Linked DNA regions of Homo sapiens: regions 1 and 2 are each linked to region 3. A link is an interaction called in ENCODE POLR2A ChIA-PET data of the cell type or tissue named here. Cell type or tissue: OCI-LY7. All regions are shown on one strand. Links, peaks and the distances in the headings refer to the core of each region. The heading gives the core; the rest is flanking DNA.

Region 1 (10,567 bases), core at 226-2,725, 57 kb after region 3:
GTTTCACCGTGTTAGTCAAGATGATCTAGACCTCTTGACCTCGTGATCCACCCACCTCGGCCTCCCAAAGTGCTGGGATTAAAAGCGTGAGCCACCACGCCCAGCCCAGAAGTGCTTTTTAAACTACAAAGTGTTAGACCATGTAAGGTTGGAGAATCAGTACTCTCCTATGATCTGTTCATCCTGTAGTGCAGGGCAGACAGTGTCAATGCCACTGTGGACCCCTCGCTAGGCTGACAAAAAAGTCTGGGGAAGACTGTTCAAAGGAGGACATCCAAAGCTGACACCTGGCATCCCAGGTTATTTTCACAAAACTCTAAAAAGGTACAACAAGGAGGAACCTTGGTGACCACAGGCTAAGTCAACCTTCTTCTCTTCTCAGATTTTACACAGGAGGCATCAGACGCCCTAAAATTTAAGTGCGCAGCATCAGTTTATAACCCTAATTGGTAGTAAAACTAGAGGCAGCACCCCAGTGTCCAGCTACTACTATGCTTTCCATGACACAAGACCATCTCTTAACTCACTTCCACACAATTCTTGTTCAATAACCAGTTAGCATTAATTCATGAGGTACCATATCCTGCTCTAACTCCATGGGAAAAAAAAAAAAAAAACACTAACGTAGAAAGTAGAGCATCAACGTGGAGTTCAATCTTCCAGAACTTCCTAGCATTTTCGAACCAAATAAAATAGGATTAGAAATAGAATTTGTTTTCTCTTTACATTTGTCTCTGTAGAGTCTGCTTTTTATGTAGTCTGAGTATAATACTTTTTTTCTCAATCATTAATACTTCTGGCTATTTCAAATCAACCCTCACAGTTATACTAGAGAACCAGGAAGAGAGTAACACTTCAGGAGAAAACATAAGAAGTCTCAGGCAATTACCATTTTCTAATGCTCTGAGGCAATCTCAGCCAAGTACCCAGCCCACCTGTCCCCAGGGGGCTGTGAACAGTCCTAACACCCAGCTCAATTTATACTGTGCCAAACAGCTTTGGCACATCTGCGCTGAGAATGAGATCCAAGAGTTTCAGACAATATGCTCTCTTGAGCTCCATCATATCCCACATTTTATTTTATTTATAAATGGACAAACGATTTATGGCTGCAGTGTGAAATTCAAAGGAGCTGTGCACTTGGCATTTATAGTAGGTCAGGCAGCAGCACACCACCACAAACAATAACGCAAACAGGAAACAAAGGGTCAAGGTTGGGTAGAGGTTTTCAAGGTTTCTTCTGTTATATACAGGACTAATAATAAACTCAGTGGGGACTTCCCATAATGTATGCCCTGTTCAAAGTCAGCATGGACTGGTAATAATCTGCCCACCCTCATCTGTGGGAGGAAAACAGCCATTAACAACAGATTTCAAATGAGGAAGTTTAACATGGTGAGATTTCTAAAGTTAAAAAAGAAAATTAAGGTGTATAACCTTCTTCTTCTTGCTTAAGGGTATTTTTCCTTAGCATCTTCTTCTGACATCTGCCCAAAGTTGTATAAGACTTAAAAATAAATGAAGTGATTAGTAGATTCAAGGCTACCTAGAGCTCTACTAAATAAAATGTTACCCTTACCCTAATGTGGGTTAAAAAAAAAATGCTGAACCTGGGGCCCATTGATTGCTACAATAACCTTCTTTATAAATCTTAACAAAAGAGCTAACAGTATTTTTAAGCAGACCTAATTTTTAGAGAAGTTTAGGTCACAGAAAAAAATGAGTGGAAAGTACAGAAAGTTCCCATATATCACTTTCCCCCACACAAACACAACCTTCCTCTCTATCAACATCCCACACGAGAATGGTACATTTGTTACAACTGATGAACCTACATTGACCCATCATTATCATCCAAAGCCCGTAGTTCACATTAGGGCTCATTCTTGATATTGCACATTCTCTAAGTTTTGACAAATGTATAATGACATGTCTCCACCATTATAGTATCATACAGAATAGTTTCACTGCCCTAAAAATCCTCTGTGCTTCTCCTATTCATCTTTCTGTCCTGCCTATGCCCTGGAAACTACTGATCTTTCAAATAGTTTTAAAGCTTTTCCAGAATAGTTGGAACCATACAGTATGTAGCCTTTTCAGACTGGCCTCTTTAACTTAGTGATATGCATTTAAGGTTCTTCTATGTCTTTTCATAGCTTGATAGCTCATATATTTTTAGCCCTGAATAATATTCCATTGTCTAGATGTATCACAGTGTATTTATCCATTCACCTATTGAAGGATATCTACTTTTCCTCTAAGTTTTGGCAATTATGAATAAAACTGATAGAAACAACCATATGTAAGTTTTTCTGAGAACATAACTTTTCAGCTTATTTGGATAAATATCAAAAAGCAAGATTGCTGGTTTGTATAGTAAGAAAATATTTAGTTTTGTCAGAAACTGCCAAACTATTTTCCAAAGTGGCTGTATCATTTTGCATTTTTACCAGCAACAAATGAGAGTTCCTTTTGTTCCACATCCTCACCAGCATTTGGTATTGACATTGTTTGGGATTTGGGCCATTTTAACAGGCATAGTATTATCTAATTGTTTTAATTTGCAGTTCCCGAATGACATATGATGTGGAGCATCTTTTTCTATACTTATTTGCCATCTATGTAACTATTTTAGTAAGATGTCTGTTCAGGTCTTTTGTTCATTTTTAATTTGGGTTGTTCATTTTCCTGTTGTTGAGTTTTAAGAGTATTTTGTGTATTCTGGATGACCATTCTTTATCAGATATGTCTTTTGTAAGTATTTTCTCCTAGTCTGTGGCTTGTCTTCTCATTCTCTTGACAGTATTTTCTTGTATTTGAAGCAGTCATATCCTTTCATATTAGCAGGTTAAACAAAAGAATGGTTTCAGACAAGCTGCTTACTTTCCTTAGCCTCGGTTTACTTAGTCATAAAATGGGGCCAATAATAGTAGCTATAGTAAAGGGGTTTGTGAAGAATAAAATAATCGAGCATATAAATGTTGGCTGATGATTGCAGAAGCAGCTGCAGCAGCAGGACCTTAGAAGCTTAAAGGAAGTGATGAAATCACTTTAGGAAAATCTATCCCACTCTTAGTACGCTGTACTGAAATCTCTCTTCAAGTGTCTGCTCTCACACAATACAATCAGTTCCATGAGAACAGGGACCATGTCTATTTTGCTGTCTTTCCAGAGTCAAGGATAATATTTGGCTAAATAGTAAGCACTTAATAAGTGAGAGATGAGCTGGCACTCACTAGGCCTATGGCCTTAGAGAATGTCTTGCACCTCAGTGGGACACATACAGCAGATAAAGATTGTTGACTACAGGTCCTCCAGGGTTCCTACCGTCATTCGTTTAATGAATGACTCTATCTCACATCCCAGATTGCATATAAGAGCTATATGTAAAATATATTACCTCCTATGGGCACTCAAACTCCACTTTGAAAGTTATCCCTTGAGATTTTAATAAAGGACTTCATAGTCTGGACTAATGCTTGGGCTGTTCCTAAACTTACAAGTGCCTGTTGCCATACATGAAGTCAGTGTTTGATCTCTGTTCGGAATACTTCAAACTTCAATGTCTGCGTGCATCTGACACCTGCTTTCTCTGCTTGCGTGGACCTGCTCCTTCTTTATTAAAAGAGATAAGGGCCATAGAATAGAACTAAAATGAGGGACCACAGAAGCTTAGAATTTCAACTGAAGAGAAAGCCGGAGGAGAGGAATGTTCACTTCTGGGATTCCTTTCCAGAGCTACCAAAAATGGATTCATGCTGGGTAAAAAAAAATGTAGGTGCTTCTCCTAGAAAGAGCTGACCAAGTAAGGATCTTTATACAGGATTTGTGTTAATATTCAATATAATCAGCCTAGAAAATTTTTGGACCACTAACCCCAGTAATGTATACAACTTTTTACAACATACATACACACACACACATAAACACACACACACATACACACACACACACACACTTTGCTCCAATGTCTACAAGATCTGAAACCAGGAAAAGTGATCCCCTCTAACTCTGTCAACTCAGAACAAGCAAGCGTGAGTGAGCCACCTTTTTACCCAGGCCACAAAAGAAAGAACATAAACTAATAGCTTTAGGAGCTATTTTAGGAGCAAAATCACGAAAGCTTGGGGCAATGTTTTTGACAAATGCCACATAGACTTAAGTATTTGTAACTATCAAAGCCTATGAGGCTTGATAGAGGGACTACAAGGTATTTCAAACTGTTCAGCAGTGTTTTGTGGGTCATTTGGTTCAAATAGATTTTCAAACATATTTTAACATTTTAAACTGTGTTTAGAAAAAAGAGCTACTGATTTTAATATGTAATTATCAGATTATGTGACACTGAAAATCACCAAAATTTAACCTATGCTGCCAGTTTAATCCTTTTTTCTTATTTTCTACACATATCAGAAGAAAGTCTCCTTTACTTGCATTATACATTTTATGAACTTCTTATAAATGTATAATTAATTGGAAAAGTTACAGGTCTAAACTCATCTTTTGAAAATTTGCTCAGGTAAATATCTAGTGCATCATGGGATACTCTGCTCAGTCCTGTACCAGGAAACACTCATACATGTTCACTTGGCTCAAACACTTGGCATAGCTCAGTATTCACGTATTCAACTATAACTGAACCAGTGACACACAGCATACTACAGAGAACTTTGATGTTTACTATAAGTTGGGGGCTGACCTTCCTATTTAAGTTAAGAAATGCAAGCACTTGGCCTGGTGTGGTGGCTCACGCCTATAATCCCAGCACTTTGGGAGGCCAAGACGGGCGGATCACCTGAGGTCGGGAGTTTCAGACCAGCCGAGCCAACATGGAGAAAACTCATCTCTACTAAAACTACAAAAATTAGCCGGGCGTGGTGGCAGGCACCTGTAATCCCAGCTACTCGGGAGGCTGAGGCAAGACAATCGCTTGAACCCAGGAGGCGGGGGTTGCACTGAGCTGAGATCGCGCCATTGCACTCCAGCCTGGGGGACAAGAGTGAGACTTTGTCTCAAAAAAAAAAAAAAAAAAAAAAAAGAAAGAAAAAAAGAAAGAAATACAAGCACTTATTAGATGATTCAACTTTAAAACAAAACTTTCTCTATTACTCCCCTTTAAGTTTCTGAATCAGTTTAATTGAGGAATGTCCTGAGCAGAGAGACCATTACAACTATTTATCTGCATGAGTCATGAATTCCACGCCATGGCAAACCAAACCAGATAGAAGTAGGTTCGATGCTGAGTAATGTTAAGGCTGTAATTGTTAGTCACAACCTCTGATTTCAAATTATGGTGTTAATTAAAGTCGCTTTATTATTCTCATGGGTTTTTTTTTTTTTTTTTTAATTTTTCAGATGGAATCTTGCCCTGTCGCCCAGGCTGGAGTGCAGTGCCGTGATCTTGGCTCACTGCAGCCTCCGCCTCCAGGGTTCAAGCGATTCTCCTGCCTCAGCCCCCCGAGTAGCTGGGTTTACAGGCCCGCACCACCATGCTCGGCTAATTTTTTATATTTTTATTAGAGACGGGGTTTCACCATGTTGGCCAGGCTGGTCTAGAACTCCTGACCTCAGGTGATCTACCCTCCTTGGCCTCCCAAAGTGCTGGGATTACAGGCGTGAGCCACCTCACCTGACCATGGATTGGCTTTTTAATAGTTAATGTTTAAAACCTGACATTTAAAATACATTTATTGGCTGGGTGCAGTGGCTCATGCCTGTAATCCCAACACTTTGGGAGGCTGAGGCAATGCATTGCTTGAGCCCAGGAAGTTCAAGACCAGCTTGGGCAGCATGGCAAGGTCCTGTCTCTACAAAAAATAAGAAAATTAGCCAAGCAGCATGGTGGCACACATCTATAGTCCCAGCTAATTGGGAGGCTGAGGTCGGAGGATTGCTTGAGCCAGAGAGGTGGAGGTTGCAGTAAGCCAAGGTCATGCCACTGCTCTCCAGCCTGGGAGACAGAGCAAGACTCTGTCTTGAAAAAATAAAATAAAATAAATTTATAGAATTTAAGACAATCGTAAATAGTTTTTTAAAAAGTTATATTTTAGAATTCTACACAAGAATTTATTTTTAGGGAAATATTTTTTGCTGCTAAAAAAATTAAATCTATAGGGTGGTAGAAAAAGCAGTAACAGACTAGTTGGATCAAATCCTATTTCTGCCATTTACTGTCTGTGTAATATTAGACAAATTATTTAACCTCTTTTAAGTTTCTCTTTTGTGAAACTGAAATATCAACTACCTTGCAGATATAATAACCTTCCCATGTTGACACACCTATGTGGACATGCAGCCCTGTTATTAGTACTGTTTGGTAAATGTGTAAAATAGCTCAAAATATCATGGATCTTGCCTGTTTTAACAGATGTAGGCAGCCTTCTCTCCTTGACCACCCCAGCTTCAGAATCTCTCAAAATGTAAAAAAAAAAAAAAAAAAAAAAAAAAAAAAAAAGTCAAATAAGGAAGAAAAACTCAGAATAGCCTCCAAACTTTTCACAGCAACACTCAATGCTTACAAAATTCTAATGGAAACAATGACCCAATATTCTATATCTTTGATATAAACATATAAAAGCTTTGAAGATATGCCAAAGCATTAAACACAGGCAGAACTGCTGATCACCATACTACCACTGTTAGTATGGCAGTGGTAGCCACTACCTACATGTGTTCATTTAAATTTTAATTAACTAATTATTTAAAATCAAATTAAATTTACAATTCAGTTCCTTAGTCACACTAGCCACATTTAAAGTGTTCGAAAGCCACATATGGCTGGTAGTTACTGTACTGAACAGCACAGATACAGAACATTTCTGTCATCACAAAAAGTTCTATTAAACAGTGCTCCACTACAACATGAAAGAGCTCAAGTATAAAAAAAACTTGAGAGCCCTTTATGCAGTTAGCCTGGAGATGAACCTAAAGAAACAACTCGGGACTACAGAAATTATGGTTACAGAAGATAATGCAAATACAACTTGATGATATTAGAATAATAATATAATAATACAAAGATTAAAATGGGTGGGAGAAATAAGAAGAAGTCTAATTTTCTCTTTTTTTTTCTTTTTTTCTTTTTTTTTTTTGAGACAGAGTCTCACTCTGTTGCCCAGACTGGAGTGCAGTGGCACGATCTCGACTCACTGCAAGCTCCGCCTCCTGGGTTCAAGCAATTCCCCTGCCTCAGACTCCCGAGTAGCTGGGACTACAGGCGCCCACCACCACACCCAGCTAATTTTTTTGTATTTTTAGTAGAGACGGGGTTTCACCACGTTAGCCAGGATGGTCTCGATCTCCTGACCTCGTGATCCGCCCACCTTGGCCTCCCAAAGTGCTGGGATTACAGGTGTGAGCCACTGTGTCGGCCTAATTTTCTTTCTTAAAGGCTGAATCAAAGTTGAAACTCATAGCTAAAAAACCAAACCAAACCAAAGAAACCACTACCATCTCTTATAGTCTATCTATACTACTTTGATGAGTAACTTTAAAGGGATACTTTAGGAAGCCCTATATTTTGTTAAACAGAGATTTATCTAAAGTTCAGCAATTACCTCAATTTTATTTTATCTGCCTTTCTCACTGAAACACAGTGCCAGTATGTCTAGAATTATATATAATAAATGTTAATGATAGTTATTTTGGGATATGGAATTTTGAGGGTTTTTTTTTAACTTTCTTTTTGTAGTTTTGAGTTTTGACTGACATTTTTACAATGATTTTTTACAAAACAATCAAATTAGTATTTTAAAATAGATCCTTCAATAAAAATTTAAAAGAATATGGAGAAACAAAAAGTAAGATACATCAATAAATAAAATTACAAAATTGTAATCACTCATGGTAAGAAAAAAATATGTATGCATCTGGATAAGGATTAGAAGGCAACATTTAAAAAATGAAAAGAAGTCATTAATTTTTTTTCTTCAAGCTCTTGGTATATTTTCAACAATATAATTTCATATGATTTGAATTGTTTTACCAGGAGCAGAGCTTTAATGAAACCAATCATTCATACTCTCACTGACATGAGAACTAAACTAATCACCTTGGCCTTATATTACAGGTAGCCACCTAAGCATTTACGAGAGCTTGCTTAAGTTAAAGGAGTACAGTGTTTTTAAGTTTGGGGTTAAAGGGACAGATTCTGGAGTGTAGTTGCTCCTGGAATAGGTAGTCTTCTATGGAGGGGAGTTTTCAATGTCCTCCTTTTGCTAGTTGATACCACAACTGTAACAGCTCCAGATGTGGTGAAAGTGATGAGAAATCTCAAGAGAGCTGTCCACAGACTACCAGGCAGTTCCATGACATTTTGAACTATTTTCTAGATTCACCAACCAAGAGCATAAGGGTGTATGTGAACATGGAAAGGTAATTATCAGGATTCTGAAGATACGTTTGTGTGTATATGTATACTACATATATATGTTTATATATATATTGTGTGTGTACATATATATATATATATGTACAGCTTATTACTGAGAGAAGTTTTAGACAATATTTTGTTTCTTATCTGGCCAACCTTTTGTAGACTTTATGGCTATCTATACTAGTGTTTCAACACTATTCCCCCATTAAATCCCCTCCTTATGTTGTTTCCTAAGCCTAGAGTAAAGTGGTACTCCCTCTCTCTTAACATTCTCCAAGCCTACCCTAAATTCAAGGTCCAGGTCAATGCCACTTCATCCAGGAAGCCTCCCTTGTATCCCAGCTAGAGATAATCTTTAATCTCCCATATCACTGTAATTTCTTATATGTACATTATGACTGTTTCACACATGCCTCATCTTCCCTACTGGATCATAAGCAACCTAAAGGCAAGATTTAAGTCAGATTTACCCCTACATCTCTTTAATCCCATCTGGGGCCTGCGAGTGTGTTTTGAACATAAAGACACTGCGTAAATGCAGGAAATGAGATATTTACAAACTATTTTCTAGGAACTATTAGCCTTGTGAAATATTCCTTCAAAAATGTGTTCCTTGGTCAAGTAAGTTTGACAAAAGCTATATAATCTGTTCGTGATGAATATTAAAATTACTGAGAAGTCTAATAATAAGGAAATTTATTTTATTCCATTCAACTATGCATTGGCCACAGAATCCTACTCTTTGTTTCTTTATCTTTTTATATACACCATGCCAAACTCTGTTGGTGCTTCACTCATATTCCCTCAGCCCTCTTGGAGATCGCCTGTGGATGCTTCCCTTACAAGCCAGTGGCTTCCTGAATTTCTCTGCCTGAAAGCATTATCTGGCCACTGGAGTATATTCCACCAGGAAGTCCCAGGAAGTTGATACCCTCTGGAGTAACCTATGAAAGGGAGTAACAACTTCCTCATCCCTCAGGACAATTCTGAGTTATGTTCTGCACAGTATCTCAAAGGATGTCAGTAGGATTGAGCAAAACAAAATAAAGTAAATAAGGCTAACTTGTGTGTTAGAATGTTAAATAATGATGCTGCTGATAAAATTTAAGTAGCTAAAGATTGAACAGGAGTGTGGCTGGAAATGACCTAATTATATTTTCCTGAGGGTAAACAGACAATTCAGATTATATCACAAAAACAGTTCTTATACCAATACCTATCCAAATATTACTTTTATCCCTTATCATTGCAAGCCTCTTATTTGTTTTAACCTACCTCTCTCTAAAGGTAGCAAGAATAGCTAGCATAAAACATGAGCAAATCAAATGGAATTATAATCAAACTTAATTTTATTAAGATCTTTGAAAATTTTTCAACCCATGTAAATTTTTACAATTCTCGGGACTTTTAAAACCATGGAACACAGTTCTAATCCCAGTTACTAGTTGTGTCATCTATTGAGACCCATCTTTTTTTTTGTTTGTTTGTTTGTTTGAGACAGAGTCTCGCCCTGTCACCCAGGCTGGAGTGCAGTGGCGTGATTTTGACTCACTGCAAGCTCTACCTCCAGGGTTCTCACCATTCTCCTGCCTCAGCCTCCCGAGTAGCTGGGACTACAAGCGCCCGCCACCACGCCCGGCTAATTTTTTGTATTTTTCATTAGAGACGGGGTTTCACCGTGTTAGCCAGGATGGTCTCGATCTCCTGACCTAAATACAGCACCTTCATCAGAAAACTTTCCTTGACCCACTCCCCACCTCAACCATATGTGATCTCCACCTTCTTTAAATCCCTATAACTCTTTAATGCTGTTGTGAATGTGCTTAGCTTACTTTATGTCTCTTACTTAAATGTCTGCCAGTTGAGGTTAAGAACTTTGACATGTGCCATTGCATATGTTCTACCATGTCTGTTCGATAAGAGCTACCCAACAAGTATTTGTTGAAATGCTAAATCTTGGAAAGACCAATTAGCCTTTATAGAAGTTGAATAAGAAAAAAAAAGTTTTAATATATTCTTGCAGGCCTTTTCCTACTAATCTGGAGACAGAAATAATTGGAAATTTTAAATGAATATTTGTTTCTGTAATTAAGATAGCCCTATGAAAAATTCTAAAATATGCCAAGCTTTTCCTCCTCTTTTCTGTATCTTCTCAACCCGGGTCCTCAATACCCCCAGATTTTCTTTGCTGCT
Region 2 (10,567 bases), core at 7,576-10,075, 52 kb after region 3:
GATTGCGCCACTGCACTCCAGCCTGGGCGACAGAGCGAGACTCCATCTCAAAAACAAAAACAACAACAAAAAAAAACTGGGGTATACTCATTTTCCAACGTTAGAAAGTGTTCAGGGATGGGCCAGGCACGGTAGCTCACGCCTGTAATCCCAGCACTTTGGGAGGCCGAGACGGGCAGATCACGAGGTCAGGAGATCAAGACCACCCTGGCTGACACGGTGAAACCCTGTCTCTACTAAAAATAGAAAAACAAAATTAGCCGTGCGTGGTGGTGGGTACCTGTATTCCCAGCTACTGGGGAGGCTGAGGAGGGAGAATGCTGTGAACCCGGGAGGCGGAGCTTGCAGTAAACCGAGATTGCGCCACCGCACTACAGCCTGGGCGACAGAGCGAGACTCCGTCTGAAAAAAAAAAAAGTGTTTAGGGAAGTGCACCAGTTTTCTATTGTCACGATAATAATGCATTCCAAACATACTGAAGCTGTTTGCTTAAAACATTACCTAATCGTCTGTTTTGCCTCTACAGGTTGGCTGGGTGGTTCTCCTAATCTGGGCCAGGTTTGGGTGATCTTGGCCAAACCCACTCACATGCATACAGTCAGCCAGAATGTGGGCTGGGATCTGGTTTGTCCAGAGTGGCCTTGGCTGGGATGACTTGGCTCTTTTATAAATCTAGAAGGCTAGCTCAAGGATATGCTTAAGATAATAAGCAGAAAATCTCAAGTGCTTTTCAAGCCTCTGCTTGTGTCACATTTATCAAAGCGAATCACATGATCAAGCCCACTGTGGAGTAAGAAGGAGTTACAAACTCACAGGACGAAGAGTATGGATACATTAATTGGGGCCCTTAGTGCACTCAGTTGAGCAGAGAGGTCCTTTAGGGACAAATTCCAAACAGAATCTTTATCACTGGTTAATTCATAGCTCCCTATGACTATCCTCCAGGTAAAAATAAGCTTTCATTAGGCCATACAAATCAGCTGAATAAATGGAAACAGCACAATTATATTATTTAATCTTACCTTTAGATGTACCTTCACTAGACTTTGCCAAGTTTATTGTATATTGGAAAGGGTATAGAGCTGAGAAAAATGTGGCTAATAAGTAATTTAATCTGCCAGTGATCTGGACTGCTAAATGCTAAAAATATGCATTTCTGAAGGTTACAACATTCAAAATCGCCAACCAAGTCAGGAAAACTGAAGCCAGAGGTTGGTATAGCGAAATTTCCCATGGTATTTGTGATTACAAATTAGGCTATTAAATGAATAGCTTACTATAATGATATAAAAGTGGCAAAGTTAACGTCCCCCTAAGGACCTTCAGTTCTACAGTTTTTGACTCTTGTGGGTTTAAATTTGTAACTTACCATTGCACTCAAGTAGCTTTTGCATTTAATTATTTTGGGGGAGAGAGTTAAGAGGGAGAGATGGAAGGAGGGGAGGAGAATAAATGAGCACATCACTTCTCAGAGCTCACTTTCATACAGCTGATGCTGCCTGCTTCATTCTCAATTCACAAGTTCATTCTCTATTTCCTAAAGGAAGCAGGTGAGACCAGCCTCCTTTCCGCTTCTCCAGCTTTCCATCTGAAGGACAGGTAGAGAATGTTATCATATTTACAGGCTCTGAGTTGATATATCAAGAGGACTTTTCACCCCTTAAATAATCAGCTACATCCTGCTGTTTTTCAAGTCCGCCTGTGAACTATTTTACATCATGCATGTGGGGATTCACCTCCAAACTGAGCATGCCCATATTCCCATCTGAAGTGATTGTTTGCATGGCAATTCTAAAATATGATACATTCTTGAACAGAGGCTTCATAAGTTGTGTTCTTGATTTTCCCTTCCTGTTCCCTTCTCCTCCGTGGCCAAAGAATCAAGACCAAAGCCTAGAAAACACCACTTGTTTAAGACATTTCCCCTCCTCCAAGAGTTGTTAATTGTCCTATAGGAGCAGCAGGTGTCATCCCACAGTGGAAAATGTGAATGTCACCGCTTCCTGACAGATAATTTCTTTCCAAGATCCCAACTTCCCTCAACTTTTTGTAATGCCAAGAGAATTAATTTTTAGAACATAGAGGAAAAAAATATGGAAACTGATTTTAATTTAAAGTCTCATTCTGCTCAGAACATTTAATAAAAACTGCATGATTTTCTAGTTCCTGAGGCCAGAGACACGACTAAACACAGACCCTGCCCTGAGAACATCACTGTCATATGACAAGTTAGATTATTTAAAAGGCAACTAGAACATCATTACAGTTGTTGTTCATCAGGTGCCTGGCAGAGGCACAGGTGGAAAGAAAGCAACCAGATCTGTTGGAGATTAAAAATCAAGGAGACTCCACCATCCCTGCTACAGCCTGGCTGAAGATGGAGAGTGGTAGTAGGCAAAGCACCTTCCCCACATGGGATGGCCAGCAAGGTGTGTAACCTTGGTGAAACCAAGGTACGCCACTGGTTTCCCATATGGAACCAAAAAGAGCTTGTCTAGCCAAAGCAAGCCTAAGCAAAAAGAACAAATCTGGAGTCATCACATTATTGGACTTCAAGTTATACTACAAGGCTATTGTTACCAAAAGAGTATGGTACTGCTATAAAAGTAGTCACACAGACCAATGGAATAGAATAGAGAACTCAGAAATAAAGCCAAATACTTAAAACCAGCTGATCTTTGGCAAAGCACACAAAAACATAGACTAGGGAAAGGATGCCCTATTTAATAAATGGTGCTAGGTACACTGGCTAACCTCATGTAAAAGAATGAAACTGATCTCTCACCTTATACAAAAATCAACTCAAGATGGATCACAGACTTAAATCTAAGACCTCAAACCATAAAAATTCTAGAAGATAACCTTAGGAAAACTCTTCCAGACATTGGCCTAGGCAAAGAATTCATGACTAAAACCCCAAAAGCAAATGCAACAAAAACAAACATAAATAAATGGGACCTGACTAAACTGAAAAGCTTCTGCACAGCAAAAGAAATAATCAGCAAAGTAAACAGACAACTCACAGAATGGGAGAAAATATTTGCAAACTATGCATCTGACAAAAGACTAGTATCCAGAATCTATAAGAAACTCAGATAAGTCAGCAAGAAAAAAATAAGTAATCCCATCAAAAAGTGGACAAATGACATGAATAGACATTTCTCAAAAGAAGATATGCAAATGGCCAACAAGCATATGAAAAAGTGTTCAACATCACTAAATATCAGGCAAATGCAAATTAAAATCACAATGAGAATAACCCTACTTCTGCAATAATGGCCAGTATTAAAAAATCAAAAAACAATAGATGTTGGTGTGGATGTGGTGAAAGGGGAATGCTTATACATTGCTGGTGGTAATGTAAATTAGTACAACCTCTACGGAAATAGTATGGAGATTCCTTAAAGAACTAAAAGTAGATCTACCATTTGATCCAGCAATCCCGTTACCTGGGTGCCTACTCAAAGGGAAAGAAGTCATTATATCAAAAAGACACATGCATATATATGCTTTTTGCACCCCAATTCACAACTGCAAAGATATGGAAGCAACCTAAGTGCCCACTGACCGATGAGTGGATAAAGAAAATGTGTCATATATACACCATGGAGTACTACTCAGCCATAAAATTGAATGAAATAATGTCTTTTGCAGCAATTTGGATGGAGCTAGAGGCCTTATTCCAAGACAAGTAACTCAGGAATAAAAAAAAATACCATATGTTCTCACTTATAAGTGGGAGCTAAGCTATGAGGACACAAAGGCATACAGAGTGATAAAATGAATTCTGGAGACTCAGAAGGGGGAGGTTGGTAGAGGGGTATGGGATGAAAAAACTACATATTGGGCACAAAATACCTTACTCAGGTGACAGATGCACTAAAATCTCATAATTCACCACTATATAATTCATCCATGTAACCAAAAACCACTTATACCTCAAAACTATTAAAATAAAAAAATTAAAAATAGCACATAAAAAAAGAAAAAGAATAATAATGTTCATTTCCTCATAGGTAAAAGAGACATACTGGGAGACACATCCTCACAAGAGTTTTGTGGGGACTAAATGCGTAGATCTACATAAAGTGCCTAGCAAAGTGTCTGCCACATAATGATCATTTAATAAACCTTATGTATTATTATTTATCTTGTTAAAATGTGTTGGTGCTTAGGGCTGCAAGGTATTACCCTAGCAAGTTGCAAACAGTATCTGATTTAATCCTCACCATTTATCAGATGAGGCTACTGAGGCATACAGGAGTTAAGTTTCGAATCCCAGTCTTACTTCCTATCCTTCACCCTGCACTTAAGCATAGTATAGGGTGGTTAAATGGTTCTATAACCACTATTACTTTAGACATAGGTCTCTTTTCCCAGCCTATTCCACCTTACAGCCAGAAAGTTGAAAGATGACAGACAGGAGAGGAGGGCATATACAACGAATGAGTATGAAGTACCAGTTCACAACTTGGTTGTAAGAAACAAGTATAAAGTCAGGCATTAGAATTGGAAAGTATAGCAGTCTGGAACCATTTAGCATTAGGGCAAATAAGCTGCATGATTCAATGGCAATTAGAGGTAACATTATATAAGAGGACAGTGCAATATAGTGAATTGTAGTATATTAATGATCCTATGTTATCAAGAGAAAGTCAAATTATGTTCCGTTTTCTGTTTAAGAAGAATAGGAAGTGTGAGATATTTTAAAGAAATTCTATCAAAAATAGAGTAATTTCTAAAAATTTTGATAATTGAAGAAATAAACTCCACTTACATAAAAAAATCTTATTCCTAAATGGTGATACATAAAATTACAATTGAATTACAGATGGTCCCAACTTAGGATAGTTTGACTTACAATTTTTCCACTTTTTTATTGGGACCCAAATCCACTATAAATTAAGAAGCATCCAGACTTTTAATTTTTTGACTTTACAATGGGTTTATCCGGCTATTAAGTGTATTTTCAACTTATTATATTCTCTACTTAAACAATGGGTTTATCAATACATAGCCCCATCATAAGTCAAGAAACACCTGTGTAGGTGATATGGTTTGGCTCTGTGTCCCCACCCAAATCTCACCTTGAATCGTAATAATCCCCATGTGTCATGGGAGAGACCTGGTGCAAGGTAATTGAATCATGGGGGTGGGTTTTTCCCTTACTGTTCTCATGATAGTGATAAGTCTCAGGAGATCTGATGGTTTCATAAAGGGGAGTTCCCCTGCACATGCTCTCTTCCCTGCTGCCATGTAAAACATGACTTTGCTCCACCTTTGCCTTCCACCGCGATTGTGAGGCCTCCCCAGCCATGTGGAACTGTGAGTCAATTAAACCACTTTCCTTTATAAATTATCCACTCTCAGGTATGTCTTTATTAGCCATCTCAGGTATGTCTTTATTAGCAATCCTATTACAATAGGATTGGCAAATTCTTCAAAAATCCTCCAGTCCCACTCCTACATTTTTCAAGTAAGGAATCAGAAGCCCAGAGGGGTTAAGTGACTTGCCCAAAGTCACACAGATAATCAGTTGGGAGAGTCTAGTGAAATGAGGGAATGGACAGATAATAACCAAGGCTAAAGCTAGAAGCTGAGGTGTGATGGTTTGGCATTCCACGACTAAGAGCTTGAAACTTATCGTGTGAGCTAGCTTTTCATGGTGCATCCCATCAGCTAAAAAGAATTACATATACAAACATAATGTATGCTCATTACATATATCTACTACTATCATTAGCTAATATCTCAAGGCATAGATTACACTGCTGGAGAGGTTCTTTGTTAATGATTAAAATAATCTTCTTGATAGTTTCCATTTCTTTTTTGGCTGACTCTTTCTCAGACCTAATTAGGTCATTCATTATTGTTTCTGCCCCATAATGTGACTGAGAAAGAGGTTGTGCCAAAAGAAGGCAAAGTTCCAGCTCTGCCATTGTCTTATTATTGCTTTGTAAGTCACTTACCCATTTTTCTGGGAGTTCTTTTGGTTAAAATTGGGTGATGTAATCTGTAAGCCCAGTTAAGCAGGTTCACAAGGGCACTGCTGTCTACTGCTCTGTGTTTTGGAATTCCCTCTCTTTCCATTGGTTACCTCAACTACAGAAGTGACACATGGACAGAGTACAGGTACCATTATCACTCCTTGTATTAAGTGATAATTTCTGAATTCTTTAGAATCATTTGTGTGTGCATATGTGTGTTTCCTAATGTCTCTCCTATAATCTGTCTTGTCCTCTTGTGCATTCTCATTGGAGGGCATTGTTATGGGTGACGGATGGAGCACCATGGAAGACTTTATGATTTAAAGGACAAAAAGGTCACTGATGTCCACCTTAAAGAAGGACTTCCAATACTGGAGGTAGGGAAACCAGCTAGGTAGCTGTGGCAAAGGTCAAACTGAGAAATGATTAGGCTGGGGATGAATAAGATAGTGAGAGTAAAAATGAAAAGAAAAAGATGCCTTATGGGAACATTGAGAAAGGGAAGATGGCAGGTCTTATGAATTTGGGTGTGAGAGAAAAAGGAAAAAAAATCAACTGTGGCTCCAAGTTCTCTTCCATAAAGGATCAAGTTATCAAATAAACAGTGACAGCAACACTGGCAAAGGTATCTGTAACCAGCTGTGTGGTTAACACAGCAACTTTCAAAGCTTTCAAGGCTTTTACATTCCCTTTCCTTTTTTAGAATTCATCCATTTATTATCTCTGATAATAAAGTCAATGCAAACTCAGAGAAGCTTATTCCTTACATTTACATGAGAAGCAGACCAAAACCCCCTCTTTGCACCGTCAGTCAGAGCAAACTAGCTTCTTCCACCCCCACCCCGACCCTTTAGAGAGATTTAAACCATGAGACACAATCAAATGAACAGATGAGCCTCTCAATCAGTATCAGTATCTTAACTGCCACAGACACAACCAGCCATGGTGATGCATTATACATTTTTCATGTTGTGTGTGTCTGCCTGGTTTGTCAGAACTCAAATTTCTTTTGCACTTAAACTGCTGTCATCCCAATAATGTTATTCATTGTTAGCAATGACTCCCTGTGCTATATCACAAACACAGGACATGATGCATACAGTTCCAGGAAGAAACTGGCAGGATAATATCTTCTTCTATCCTGTGAGCAATTACCTACTTTCCCTTTATTTTCTTTCATTTCTTTCCCTGTGAAACACAATGTGCACAGTTAACACACAGTTGTGCTGAGTTATGACACTTTGGATATTTTCATCTTAGGAATGTTAAATGCTGATACTCAACCTTATAAATTCAGTTCTGCTATATCAAAGTGAGAAGAGAATGGGGAAGAAGTATATTTGTTTAGGAGTTATTATATTAAATTATATCATATTATATAGCATAGTTTAATATTATATTTTCAATAAAGAATTATATTAATTGCTAAATGGAAACAAGATGTAACACCTCTCACCTTAGATGAGGCATAAAACTACTAGGATTGACATAGTCCTAGACAAGAGTTCCCCTGACAAGGGGGAACAATGCTGTTCTCCCTCTCTGATAATTTTGCAACCACATAAAATACGACTTTCACTCTCTTAGAAGTATGAAGAAACAGTCTTTTATTTTCTTCACCTCTAGCTGTGAAGTTGAGTGATTCATCTAAATTATTGAGATAACACAAATGTGACATTTATTTGTGTCACATTTGTATCTATTGCACGTATATATCTATTGGGCAGAGTTTAAAAACTGAGATTTGCATATGCCTGTGACCTCCTATTCCTATGTTTTCCATACTTGATATGAAGCTTCAGGGCACCAGCTGGGGCAGTGCTCTGTTCTGTAATTTTCCACACATGCTCTCCTAGAAGTCCACTCTTGAAGTGGGGATAGGAGTATCCAGAAGCCCATTTTGGCCTGTGGTCCAGTAAAGAAGGCTGATACCTTGGATTATTATCATCCTGACACCCCCAGTAGAAGGGTCAGGTAATGAATGATGGTAGTTCAAAATAAGAGAAGACAAGGTAACATAAGAATGATGCTACCAGAAACATTGTGGCAAAGATTTGATCCATACCAGTGTTTTTCAAACTTTACTGAGCATTAGACTCACCCAGAAAACTTTTCATAATGCAGATTCCTGGACCCCATCCCCAGAATTTCTGATTCAATAGGTCTGATATGGGGCCCAAGAATTTGTTCAAACAATCTCTAAAGTATTGCTGATTTTGCCAGCCCTTGAACAGCACTTTGAGTAGCACTGATCTGTGCGATCCTGGATACCTGATTAGCAAGAAAAATGAGTCCCAAGAAAGGTAGACCCAGATCTTCCATTCTTTAAGGACAGGTATCAGGTGCAGAAAATCTTTTCCTGAGACCAACCAGTGCAAATGTATGTGGGAGGTGATATATGCAGCTTCACGTTTCCAAAAGGAGAATGCTATCTAGTAGATTGCATCAATGGCCCAACTCTTCAGCCCTCTCTGTATCTACCTGTTTTACCATGTGATTTAGCAACTCCTCCTCCTAAAAGGATGAAGCACATTTCCCTACCCTTTGGCTTTGGGTTTGACCATGTGGCTTACCTTTACCAAATAAATGTCAGCAAGTGCATTGTGACCAAAGACTTGAAAAGCCCTGCATGACTTGCCTTCTCTCTTGTGCCTCTGCCACGACATGACCCTCTGACCCACTGGATCCAGCAAGAGGATGAGAGACTTGGGCAACAGGACCTAACTGCCCATGCTGAGTGCAGCTTATATCAGCCAGTCTCCACCAGAATCCCAGACATCTGAATGAGTTTGGCCAAGAGCAACAGAGCCACCCAGCCAAGCTCAGCTTCATTGTCAACCCTCAATTGGACCTGCATATCTGTAAGAATAAATACTTGTGGTTTGAGCTACTGAGTTTGACATGGTTCTCATGCAGCAGATTTCATGACAACAGCAAACCTATATGTAGTGTCCATCTGGTTGCCCTTGGTGGCTAGAATTTGGAGAACAGCTGGAGGCATCTACAGCTATGCGGAAGTGAATCTGAAGAGACTTGTGAGGTTGATAGGCTCTATTCTTGTAGTTACACATCAGGAGGCTTTAGGAATTGAAAATCAGTTTTGGGGCAATCCTAGGCCTGCTTCTGTGACTTTTAGGTTGTAAAACTGAGGTTCAAAGAAAATGAGTGGTCTTATCTATGGTAACACAGTATCAACAACAGGCTGGAATCAGGTTTCCAACTTCGAAACTTGAGCTTCACCTGCAGACTTTGTGGCTTTTCCTTTGCAGTTTGAAATAAAATTTAAGCCTTTAAAAAAAAACTGCTAAAGTAGCTACTCTGTGTTCCCACTCCCCTTACTTTCCTCAAAACCAAGAAACAATCACTATTAGGATTATCAACAGCTGAGGCCCATATTTTTAGGCTACTAAATTATACATACAGTTGGTAGTAATTATGATCAACAAGAACAAAAATAATTCCTTTCAAAGAAAACAAATAAATTATACCATCAGGTGAGTTGTATTTGTTTATAAGCGATGAAACCATATGCAACATGTTTTGTTAATTTCTTTCTCTTTTCTTTTTAACCAGCTTAATTCACTTTATTTTTCTTGTGTAAAAACCCTGTGTTGTAGCCATAGCTGGAGCCTGGATCTTCTGCACGGAGACTCTGGTGTGGGTCTTGATAAGGTAGTCAGTGAATTCCTGATAGGGAGACTTGGTGAATACAGTCTCCTTCCAGAGGGCGGGTGTTTGGTAGCTGTAAGTCTTAGAGATGGTATCAAAGGTGGCCTTGGCAAAGTTGCCCAGGGCGGAGGTGCAGTCCCTGGCTGAGGGGTAGTAGTCATCGATACCAGCCATCAGCAGCAGCTTCTTGGGCATGGGGGCAAAGACGATGCCAGTGCCCCTGGGCACACCAGCACAGAGCCACAGCGGCCTGTCACCTTTCAAGGGATGGCGTGGGGCTTGCCGATCTTATTCCTCCAGTAGCCTTTGTGCACGGGAACAATGGAGAGCTTGGCTAGGTTGATGGCCCCACAGATGGCAGGGGCCACCACCTTGGAGCACTTAACACCCAGGCCAACGTGGCCATTGTAGTCCCTGATGGCAACAAATGCCTTGAACCTGGTGCGCTGGCCTGCACAGATCTGCTTCTGCACCAGCATAATCTTCAAAACCTCATCCTTGAGAGAGGCCCCCAGGAAAAAGTCAATGATCTCAGACTCCTTGATGGGCAGGGAAAAGAGACAGATCTCCTCCAGGGACTTGATCTTCATGTCCCTGTGAACAGGCGGCCCAGCTTGGTGAAGGCCATGCACTCATTGTCTTGGCCTTGCCTCCGCGAGCTCCGTGGCCTCGGCCCCGGCCTCGGCCCCAGCCCTGACCATGGCCACAACCCTGGCCCCGGATGCCACAAAGCATCTGCGGAAGCCACCGAGGTTCCCCATCCCAGGGCCCCCAGGGCACCTGCCCCGCCCATGCGCTGCACCTGCATCATCTGCCATTTTGTGTTTCTCAAAGAAAAAGCATTAATTTCTTTCTTATTTGCACTCTCTGTTTTTCCAAAACAATTTAAAATAAACTACTGTGTATTATTT
Region 3 (10,567 bases), core at 3,587-6,086:
AAGGGAGCCTCGGGGAAATCCATTTTTCATATAAAAACCTGAGGTCCCACTCCTCCCATAAAATGATTTTCTTTTTTAAAGAACACACATGGAATTAATAGATAATGGCTATTGTTCTTAAACAAAGTATGCCAAGATCTCTGTGTCCCTTCCAAGAGAAAACCTACGTGTAACACCTACAAATCCCGCCATCAAATGGCACTTCATTGCCTTACAAATCTTACTTGCTTGCTTTATAAGCTTCTATAAAAGATTATGAGAAATTTTTCCATCAGTGTCCCAAATAAACTGAAAAGAAAAAGGAGTAAGAGGTGGCTAGAAAAGGACTACAGAAGAGGAGGAGGAAAGGAGAAAGAGGTGGAGGAGTGAGAAAAAGAAAAGGAGAAGAAACAGGAGCAATGGAAGGAGTAGGAGGAGGAGAAGAAAAACAAAGATAACTGATAATCACAGGTGGAAATACTACTCTCCAAAACCAACCTAAGCCATTATATGGTGACCTTGTAGGGTTGGAAGGTAAGCCAAGAACAGAACTTCTTGCTATCTGCCCCATTGCCAAGTGAGCTCACTCTACACTAGCTCTGGTGTTCTGAGATAGTTCCTTTGGGTGAAGAACCCCACCTTCAGGTAGAGAGCAGGATGATCACACCTAACAGTGCAATGGTAGGTATTAAAAGGCTCAATCTTATGATGTCCTACAGCTTAAAGGTCATTGCCGTCAAATAATCACAGTGTGATCTTGTTCAGAGAAAACAAAGAGACCCATACAGGCAGAACAAAGTAAGCTACTTTATAAAACTTAGCTTTCCCATCTTTTAGAAAGAAGAAAAATATGGAGGGGCGTGTGCCCTTGCTTCTAACTCTAAAATCATATTTTTCTGATTATTTAAATTATATTTTATCATTTCTTATCTATAACTGGTATTCTAGAGTATTATTTCTTAAGTTATAATTTGTGGAATGCTGTATATAGCAGGTTTTAGTAGGTTTTCTTCATAAAATAGCATTCCATGGTAAAAATAAGTTCAGGAAACATTGGGATAACTGTGGTTTAACATGTTTATTTCTGGCAGGACTTCTCCTTACTACTATGCTAATGAACTTTATGAATCTCCAAATGGAGAACTCTTCACAGTACATAGTGCTTCCAAATTTTATCAAGCACTTTTATTTTAAAATGCTGCCATAACTGATTAAAGATAGTGAATACATAATAAGTGCTTATCTTTTCCTTCCTGAAAGTTATTTAAATTATTGTAAAAGAAAAAAATGAGGTTAAACCCTCAACAGTAAACAAAATTGATGGGCCAATAGTGAATAAGATTTCTCAACAAAGTTGTGGAATAATCAAAGAGGTTCCAGGCATAGGGAAAGAGGATAGGAGAAGCTACATGCTGGATAATGTGTGAAGAGGGATCCAGTGGAGAATACTGTCCATTGATCCAAAAGAACCAGAAAGAGGCTTGGGACTCAGCAATATACATGCTATGTGGTCAGGGAGGGGTAAGTGAGCACGGCAGTGAGATATAGAGTTGAAATAGAAGATTAATTGGAAGTCTGTATATGAAATTGTCAACAGCTCCATCCTGCCCATTCCCACAATACAGAATAAATTTGAGTTCAACATCAAAAAGTTGTAGGCCTTCTCTAAAGATATCAGATGACAGCAGAAGAGACCTCCACATTCAGTCATAAGGAGGATTCCCAATTCACCAGTCTTCTGCCAGACCATTCACTCCAAAGAGAATATAGATATTCTCGCCAATGTATTCAAATCTGCTGATAATCTTTTACCATCTCACTCTTAAATATGAACTGATAATCATGGATACGTAGACATATAAGGAAAGCTCTTACAGAGAAAGAGAAAAAGAAGAAGCAGAAACAGACAACTTAGAAATTAAAGATAGTTCAGGGATTTTATAAGAAGTTGAATTTGCATCCTTGGAGAGATTTGAAAAACCACATTAGGAAAAGATGATTAATAGTTTACGAAAAAGACACAGTCATGAAAGAAGAAAGAAAGAATGCTTTAAAATAAAGAATATAACTGCTAAAGAATAGTAAAAATAAATCACTAAGGATGTAGATCAAAAAGACTAAAAAAAGGAGAAAATATAAACGAATTAGAGTTTGTAGTCCAAGAGTCTAAAATTTAAATGGTAGGAGTCACAGAATAAGAGTACAGAGAAAATGAGTGAGAACATCAGTAAGCACTCAGTCAAAATACGTTCCCAGAATTTAAGGACTCAACTCTTCAGTCAAGCCCAGCACAACAAAAGATATCCATTTCATCGCATCACCATGAAATTTCCAAACATTAAAAATAAGAGAAAAGCTTTAAAGGTTCCAGAGAGAAAATACAACCTACAAGGGAATGAAAATCAGGCTGCCATCAGACTTCTCATCTAAAACAACATATGGTGCAATAACTTTCTATTTCCAAGGAAGAATTATTTTAAGACTAAAATCTACCACCAGCCAAATTATCATGCAACGAGATGATAGTAAAGTAATCATCTCACAGGTTTGAGAAAACCTATCTCTTGGACAATACTTTGCTTTCCTGGAAATTTCAGACCCCTTACTCTCAGATTCCAAAACGCAAGGTTTTCAGAATTCTTATTTTTTTTTTAATTTGGAGAAAGTTATTGAAGTGAATCTAATGTTTCCATTTGTGTTGCATATTTTATTCCCTCAGTATAATGTTCTATTCACTCTTCAATGTGCCCATCAATCCATTTATCCACCAATACACAGTGACTGTGTGCTATATGCTAGGCATTGCACTAGTTGCTGTGAGGTACAGATAATTAAGGCATAGTGCCTGCCTCAAGAGAACTTGCTGTCTGATGAGAGTGAAAGACATAGAAACACGTAATTACAGTCTCCTTGAGATAAGTGCCGTGAGAGATCAGATGGAGTGACACACAGTACAGTGGGAGTATCAGTTCTATTACCTAAAAATCTTCTAATATTCTCCTTTATCTTAATTTCCTTAATTTACAGTCATTTACTCATTTTAAGTTGTTACATCCCAGGTACTTATAGCACTCTTTCTTCTTTTATTTCCGTGATCAAGTCTAGTGCTTCCCAAAAATAGTATTTGGAGTGCAGGGACATACTACTACTATTTTACTTTACAATAAATTCATTATGCTGAATCAATAAATGCTGAGTTCAACACCTTTTAAAATCAGAAGCCCATTGGTATTATCATAATAAAATTGCTTCTAAGAGACTTATGAGAAATACAGCATCTAAATTTTTGACCTTGTGCTATGCTTCCCTTCAAATAATCATGTGTGCAAAACATGGTTTAAAACATACTTTAAACTAAAATATAGTTTTAAGAGACAAATGTATATGATAGTTTCAAGACTGGCAACTAGTGCTGATAATTTATTTTTTTGCTAAACTAATTATGCCTATTTTTACTACTGTCATTCTGGCTATCAGATATCTTTCTGTTAGATATCAAATTCCCAGAGAGCCATGTTCTACCCAGAGGTGTTTCTTTGCTCTGTTTCTGAATCGGAAAGGAAAACAAAGAGCAGTAAAATTATTTTCAAGAGATTAATCATAATGTCAAGAACAAAGCTGAGATTTGATTATTGACTTAGAATTCTGTCCACTAGATTATACCCTTACTAATTATCTATTTTTCTTCACTGTGAATCTGTCAGGCTGAGGTCACACAGTAACTGGGAAACTTGCTACTCCCTGCTATCTTTTAGCCTTGAATTAGGCCTGTCCAACCCTTGGGACTTTCATAAGGGAAATAAATATTTTGTGAGGGCAAGAAGGGCAGCTTTTAGAAATAAATTCTATTCTTTTCCTTATTATTTATAGCTCTGAATGATATTTAATTTAAAGCTTAGAAACAATACTTTTGAAATCAGATCCAAAAGCACAATTTCACATACAATAAAGTGATTTCAAATAAAATGGCAGAGCTTAAACTTAATTTAACCATTCACAGCCATGGAATAGGATCATCCAGTAGCCTGGTGTACCATGGGTTGGGATAAGAGAAGGCACTGGTATTGGGGGTCTAGACGCAATGTGGTACATTTGAAAGGGAATGCTGGAATGCAGTCGATATGTTGCACTTTGAATTTTTACACAAAATTAAGGCTATTGTAATGATTTTATTTGTATTAAGCAAAAAACAAAAACAAACAAAAAAAACCCACAAAGATAAAATGTAAGTTTTCTAAAATAATTTAAACATCAAAGAGCAGTATTTCTCAAAGTCTAATGCTGGAGCTCTGGTCTATTGTATCAGAATTACTTGTGTGCTTTGTTAAAAGTACAGATTCTTGGGCCTCCTGTCTAGTAATTAGAATACCTGAGAAAAAAGGTCTAAAAACCTGCATTTCAATAAGTATTCCTAATGAATTTTTTTGTACACTGAAGTTTAAGAATCACAGAAAAAATAAAAGCTGAAGGATAGAAATTGACAAGCAAGGAAAGAAATTGACAGGCAACTGAATAAAAATAACACATACTCAAAAAATCTCCTGACAGGCCAACAGCCTATATGCAATTAGGTGATCGTAAACATCCATTAAGAGGGAACCTAATGGCCATAGAAACAAAAGTAAGCAAATAGACCATTAGGGATGATGAGGGAGATGAAGAGTTAAATGGGTGAAGCTCACAGTGGCAAGCAGGGGGTAGAATGAATGAACACTATAGAACCTCCTACGAAAAAAGGTGGATTGAGATGTCTGAGGATATTTCTGTAAGCCACTGTACAGTTGGATTTCTTGGCAGTAAAAATATTTCTGAGATGTCAACATCGTCTCAAAACCTCAGGTCCCTAACCACCGAAAGCCACCACTACCCAAGGAAGTGGCCTGAATAATTAAAACAAAAATCTCCCTCTCATCTTCAAAACAACAGGTGTGGCCCTAGCACTATTTTCTGGCTCAAATGGACATCAAGACAGCAAGGCAAGCATTCTACGGTCCTCTCTGCTATTTTCTGCTGAATCTGGTTAACACCTTTTCTCTGTGGGTGCAAAGCTTAAAGAGCTTATAGTCAAATTAGTACAGCAACTAAAAAAATAGGGCAGCCTGTACAAATGCATATTTTATAAGACTTTCTACATTCAAGTCTACAGAAGAATGAAAAGGGAAAGTAGATTTTTAAATTGTGTTGTGGTGGAAAAAGGGGTTATTTAAAATTTTCAATTAGACAGTACGAAGATAAAAACAAACGTGAGCTCTGAAAAGTTTCAGGGGGACAGGTAAAATCTCTAAGCATTTACGATTTATTAAAATATACTTATTATGGCAGTTGCCCCTTATCCAAGGAGGATATGTTCCAAGATACCTAGTGGATGCCTGAAATGGCAGATAGTACTGAATCCTTTTTATAATATGTTATTTCCTATACATACATACCTATGATAAAGTTTAATATAAATAAGGCACTGTCCAAGATTAACAACAATAACTAATAATAAAGTAGAACAATTATAACAACATGCCAGCACCACTACTCTTGCACTTTGAAGCCATTATGGAGAAAAATAAAGGTGACTTAAACACAAGCACTGTGATACCATGACAGCCACTTTGATAACAGAGATGGCTACTAAGCGCATAATAGGCAGGGAGGGTCTTCAGCACAGACACACCGGACAGAGGGGTGATTCACATCCTAGGCGGGATGGAGCAGGATGGAAGGAGATTTCATCACACTACTCAGAACAGCATGCAATTTAAAACTTAGGAATTATTTATTTCTGAAATTTTCCATTTAATATTTTCAGACTACAGTGGACTGCTGGTAACTGAAACCAGAGGAAGCAAAACCATGAATAAGGGGGGGGGAAGACTGTATTCCTAGTTGGTTTATAAACAATGTCCCAAGTTTGCTTCAATAATGAAATGCAACCCTCTTGGAGATCTTCAAAAGGCCAGGGATCAGAGTCTCCATTCTAGGCTCACAGTAAGCATTACTAATCAGTAATAACTTCTTCACACTAAGCACAATGGCACCTCCAAAACTTGCTCAACAGACACATGAAACAGACACATGAAATAACAACTTTTGCAAGTCTGGCTAGAATGTTGTCACTTTTCCAGCTTTTCTTTCAACAGAGCCCATATTTCTATATAAACTGGACAAAAGCTTTGAAACTTGAGTACTGGGTCCCATGAATCAAAGACTCCAACTTTCCTTTAACACCTGTCAGGATGCTACAGTTCTGCTGCCCTGACAGGTGCTCCTGACTCTGCTGTGAGTACTTACAGAAAAGCTGACTTCCTTCCCTCTCTACCATGATGCTTCCTTCTGCAGAGAGCACTCACTTCCCTCAAGTTTGGCAAACAGCTCACACCTACTTAATTTATGTAGCCTCCAATATTTTCCCCTGTGTCTGCAGATAATACAACACAGTCCTTGTGTTTCTATAGTCAAGATCATTTTATTTTGTTTCAGGGCATGGAAGAGACTTCCTTTTCCTTCTGAAGGTACTTAAATAAGATTTCTTTGTAATATTCCACAAGTTAGATTTGAGTATCTAGAAACTATTATATCATATGAGCCTGTGCGCTCCAAGAGTCTTTATCCCCAAAATATGAGGCAATGAAGCAATTCCACCATACTTTCAATCACTAGAGGAAAACTCTGCACAACTGTAAAAATTTCAGCTTTCAGCTGGGTTCCAGGTGAGGTTAGAGTCTAACTTCAGGACAACCTGTAGCAATCAACAACATGAACATCTGAGAACTGCAAATACCTAGTATACAACCAGGTGAAACATGAGGAAAAGTGCACGGATCGGGTGTAGGCTGTGAAGCCATATAACAAATTGTAGACAGTAGTTTATTATGGGTATCCATGCAGGCTTTCGGAAGACATTAGATATCAGGAGACAGTATCCATACTCCAACAATCATTACTGCAAGAGGAATGTTACAGATCTTTTGATATTTAGAATACGTGAGATTTTGAAATATGAATTAATCTGCTAAAAGTTACACAGAGAAGCAAGCTCCAGTTTCCAGGCTCTTAGGCCAGTTCTTTCTCCGCTAGCCAACAGTCCCAACAATCCACCAGTTTGTTGTTGTTGTTGTTTGTTTGTTTTAGAGACAGAGTCTCGCTCTGTCGCCCAAGCTGAAGCACAGAGGCACAATCACAGGTCCCTGCAGCCTTGAGCTCCTGGGCTCAAGTGATCCTCCTGCTTCAGCATCTCAAGTAGCTGGGTCTACAGGTGCACACCACTGTGCCAGGTTAATTTTTTTTTTCTTTTTTTTTTGTAGAGACAAGGTCTCACTGTTTTGACTAGGTTAATCCATCAGTTCTTAGCTAAGAATGGCTCATATTTGTTCAGTGTTCTAGAGGTATTTTTGTTTTTAAAAACAGTTATTTCCAAATGAATCTTCCTTTCTCCCTTCTATTGCCTCCAAATCCTGGGCTCCCTCTACATTAATATTATGTTTAATTATAGTAATATTTTATTAAAGTGTCCATGTTTGATTCTGAAGAACAAATTAGTCATTTAATGAATAAAAATAAATAGCATTTATTATTTAGATTTTAATGACAATTTAGAGGTAATAAAGCAGAAAAGTTTGGAATCCATAAATTATACTGACTAAGCCAGTGATACCTCCTTTTTGGCGTCTCCCTATATGGTTGCAAAACACTGATTTCTAAGAAGTTTTGTAAATAGCTCTCAAAGGAAGAATTGGTGCCGCATATATTTTTCTTTGGTATTTCAGAACATCATACCCAACCCTCTGTAATCCTATGTGAATGTGACCGTATTTTACTCATTATTTGCTTTCCTCAATCTCTTTTTTTGTTCTTACTGACAGTGGGAAGTTGCCTCTGGAATATGCATAGTTTGTCCTATTTTATTTCTTCCTGAAAATACATATCCACTACTATAATTTTTAAAACAATAGCAGACTTTTAATCTCAGCCCAGAGATGTAAAAAGGTAAGAAGAGCATCACTGTCAACATTTCAATGAAAAAAATAGAGAAACAGCAAATTCATGATTTTTCTTGAATCTATTAGCATACTAATGTCACAGTGGAACCAACCGGCCCAGAATCCAGGGAGAAAGAGGTACACACAGGGAGACACAAGAAATGAACAGTAACGTACCTGGGTAAGATACAGTCAAACACCAGTAACAAGAGTTCAGGTAGAGAGAGAGGCAAATTCCTAGAGGCCAATAGTAAACTGATGGGAGGGTGAAGCTCGAAGTGGCAGCAAATACAGGGGACTTTTTTCCCTTACAAGTCCAACTGAACATTCACAGAAGCAATCGGGAGTCCTGAAAAAGTCTTCCTTCTGGTGCAGAACTGAGGAAGGAGAACAGCAATCACTGGAGGAAGGGTAAGAAATTTACCCAGACCCTTCTCTCCCATCTTACCTATGGGGAGTGGGGGGAGGAAAGCTTTAATCTGTGGGGAGAAGAGCAAAAATGCCATCACACTTAGGACATTTGTTAAAGCCCACTGCGGCTGGGGAGAAGAGAACAAGAAATAAACCTGGACCCCTAAGGGAAGAGCAGGAATACGTGCAGAGTTCAGAATATCACTGGGGGTAGGGTAGGATAACTGATAAGGCCACACTCCCAAGATACAGGGACACAGTGACTGCCTAAGACTGAGATCTGAACAAAACAACAGAGAACCCCCTGCCCCCTCAGTCCCCACTACCTGGCTAAACAGCACTGAGTCACAAGCAGCATGCAAGAGACAGACCTCTCTGAGGCACAGAACAAAGGGAAGACTTGAGGCTGAGGATAGAGCAATCATTGAGAATAAACTTCCTCTCTCAAACCAACTCCTATCCTATACACAAGGTATCCCTAAACAAATATAAAGCTCATGTTACACTCAGAGTAATCATTGCAACAGCAAACCTCAATTCCAGTCCAACTCCCAATTAGATTATCTCAAATCCTGGTACTAAAGGCTTAGTTGAAGGAAATTGTATCGCCATTTCCAAGTATAAAAATTAATTACCTCAGTCTCTAACATTCTACACTAGATGTTAAGTTTTCAACAACAACAACAAAAATACAAAGTGTATGAAAAGCAAGAAGAAATACATGCCCAAAAGACAAGTTACCATCACAACTGGAGTGAGATTAAACAAAGATGTTAAATGTCTGACATGCAATTTAAAATAACTATGATTAATATGGTTTGTTTTTGTTTTTGTTTTTTGAGACGGAGTGTCGCTCTGTCACCCAGGCTGGAGTGCAGTGGAGCCATCTCAGCTCACTGAGATTGAGCAAACTCCACCTCCCAGGTTCAAGTGATTCTCCTGCCTCAGCCTCCCAAGTTGCTGGGATTTGCACACACCACCACACCCGACTAATTTTTGTAATTTTAGTAGAGACAGACTTTCATCATGTTGGACAGGCTGGTCTTGAATTCCTGACCTCAGGTAAGCCGCCTGCCTCAGCCTCTCAAAGTGCTGGGATTACAGGCATGAGCCACCACGCCCAGCTGATTAATATGTTAAAGGCTCTAATGGAATATGTGGACAACATGTAATATCAGATGGGTAATTTTAGCACCTAGATCAAAAGTATAGAAAGAATCAAATGGAACTCAAAAGCATAGTAACAGAGAAGAAGAATGCCTTCAACAGGCTCATAAGTAGAGTAGGCACAGGCAAGGAAAGAACCAGTGAACTAGAAAATGGGTCAAAAATTTATCCAAATAAAAACAGAAAGAAAAAATAAAGTATAGAATATTCTAGAGCTATGTGACAATGTCAAATGACTGGAATCTCAGAAGGAGAAGAGAGTGAATGGGACAGAGGAAATAATTGAAAAAATAACCACCAAGAATTTTTCAAGATTAATGATAGATGCCAAACCACAGATACAAAAAAATGCAGGAAAGAAAACAAAAGACACACCATAGGCAAATCATATTTAAATTCCTAAAAGCAAAACACCAAGAAAAACCTTTCAAGGCCTCCAGAGAAAATAGACACATTACTTTAGAAGGAAAAATGATTTTAAAAGATAGACATTTCTTCAAAAATTATTCAAACTCAAAGATAATAGAGTAATACCTCTAAAATACTGAGAGATGAAAATATCAAAACAAAATACAATCCCCAGCAAAAATGAATTTCAAAAATAAAGAAATAAAAATCTAAAAATGTTCACAGGCACACAAAAACTATAGAAATTTATTGCCAGCTGACCTACCCTTAAAAAAAATTTAAAGAAAAAACAAAATGTGTATGTCTGTGATCCCAGCTACTCAGGAGGCTGAGGTGGAAAGACAGGTTAAGCCCAGGACTTCAAGGCTGCTGTGAGGTATGATGGTGCCACTGCACTGAAGCCTGGGCAACAGAGCAAGACCTTGCCCCTAAAAAAAAAAAAGAAAGAAGGAGGAATAATACAACACAGAAATGTGTGTGTGTATGTGTGTGTATATATATGTATGTATTTATATATACACGTATATAAGTATACACATATACATATATGTGTATATATATACATAATGTACATATAATATACAAAGAAATAAAGAATACTTGAAATAAATGCAAGTAAAATTCATTTTTTC

Evidence for each region. ChIA-PET counts read pairs that join two places held together with the same protein. Peaks named below come from ENCODE experiments on the same cell type or tissue, not always from the same donor. Only the 100,000 strongest peaks of a DNase experiment are listed, where the experiment ranks them.
Region 1: POLR2A ChIA-PET joins it to region 3 with 46 read pairs; 2 of 35 experiments call an interaction of 5 or more read pairs at or near these places.
Region 2: POLR2A ChIA-PET joins it to region 3 with 19 read pairs; 2 of 35 experiments call an interaction of 5 or more read pairs at or near these places.

What each region holds. Positions count from the first base shown.
Region 1 is chr9:82,118,894-82,129,460 of GRCh38, reverse strand. The region is part of intron 1 of LOC105376107 (a long non-coding RNA gene); the gene reads right to left. Among named protein-coding and RNA genes, the nearest start is that of SPATA31D1, 140 kb to the right of the region's middle. In OCI-LY7, for the core only: no CTCF peak of the experiment used is centred there; DNase peaks (open chromatin) are centred at 930, 1,270 and 1,730; H3K4me3 peaks cover 2,012 bases; H3K27ac peaks cover 2,500 bases.
Region 2 is chr9:82,130,659-82,141,225 of GRCh38, reverse strand. The region is part of intron 1 of LOC105376107 (a long non-coding RNA gene); the gene reads right to left. It also overlaps the pseudogene RPS2P34. Among named protein-coding and RNA genes, the nearest start is that of SPATA31D1, 150 kb to the right of the region's middle. In OCI-LY7, for the core only: no CTCF peak of the experiment used is centred there; a DNase peak (open chromatin) is centred at 8,995; H3K27ac peaks cover 1,297 bases.
Region 3 is chr9:82,179,076-82,189,642 of GRCh38, reverse strand. All of the region lies in intron 1 of LOC105376107 (a long non-coding RNA gene), which reads right to left. Among named protein-coding and RNA genes, the nearest start is that of SPATA31D1, 200 kb to the right of the region's middle. In OCI-LY7, for the core only: no CTCF peak of the experiment used is centred there; a DNase peak (open chromatin) is centred at 4,872; H3K4me3 peaks cover 1,844 bases; H3K27ac peaks cover 2,500 bases.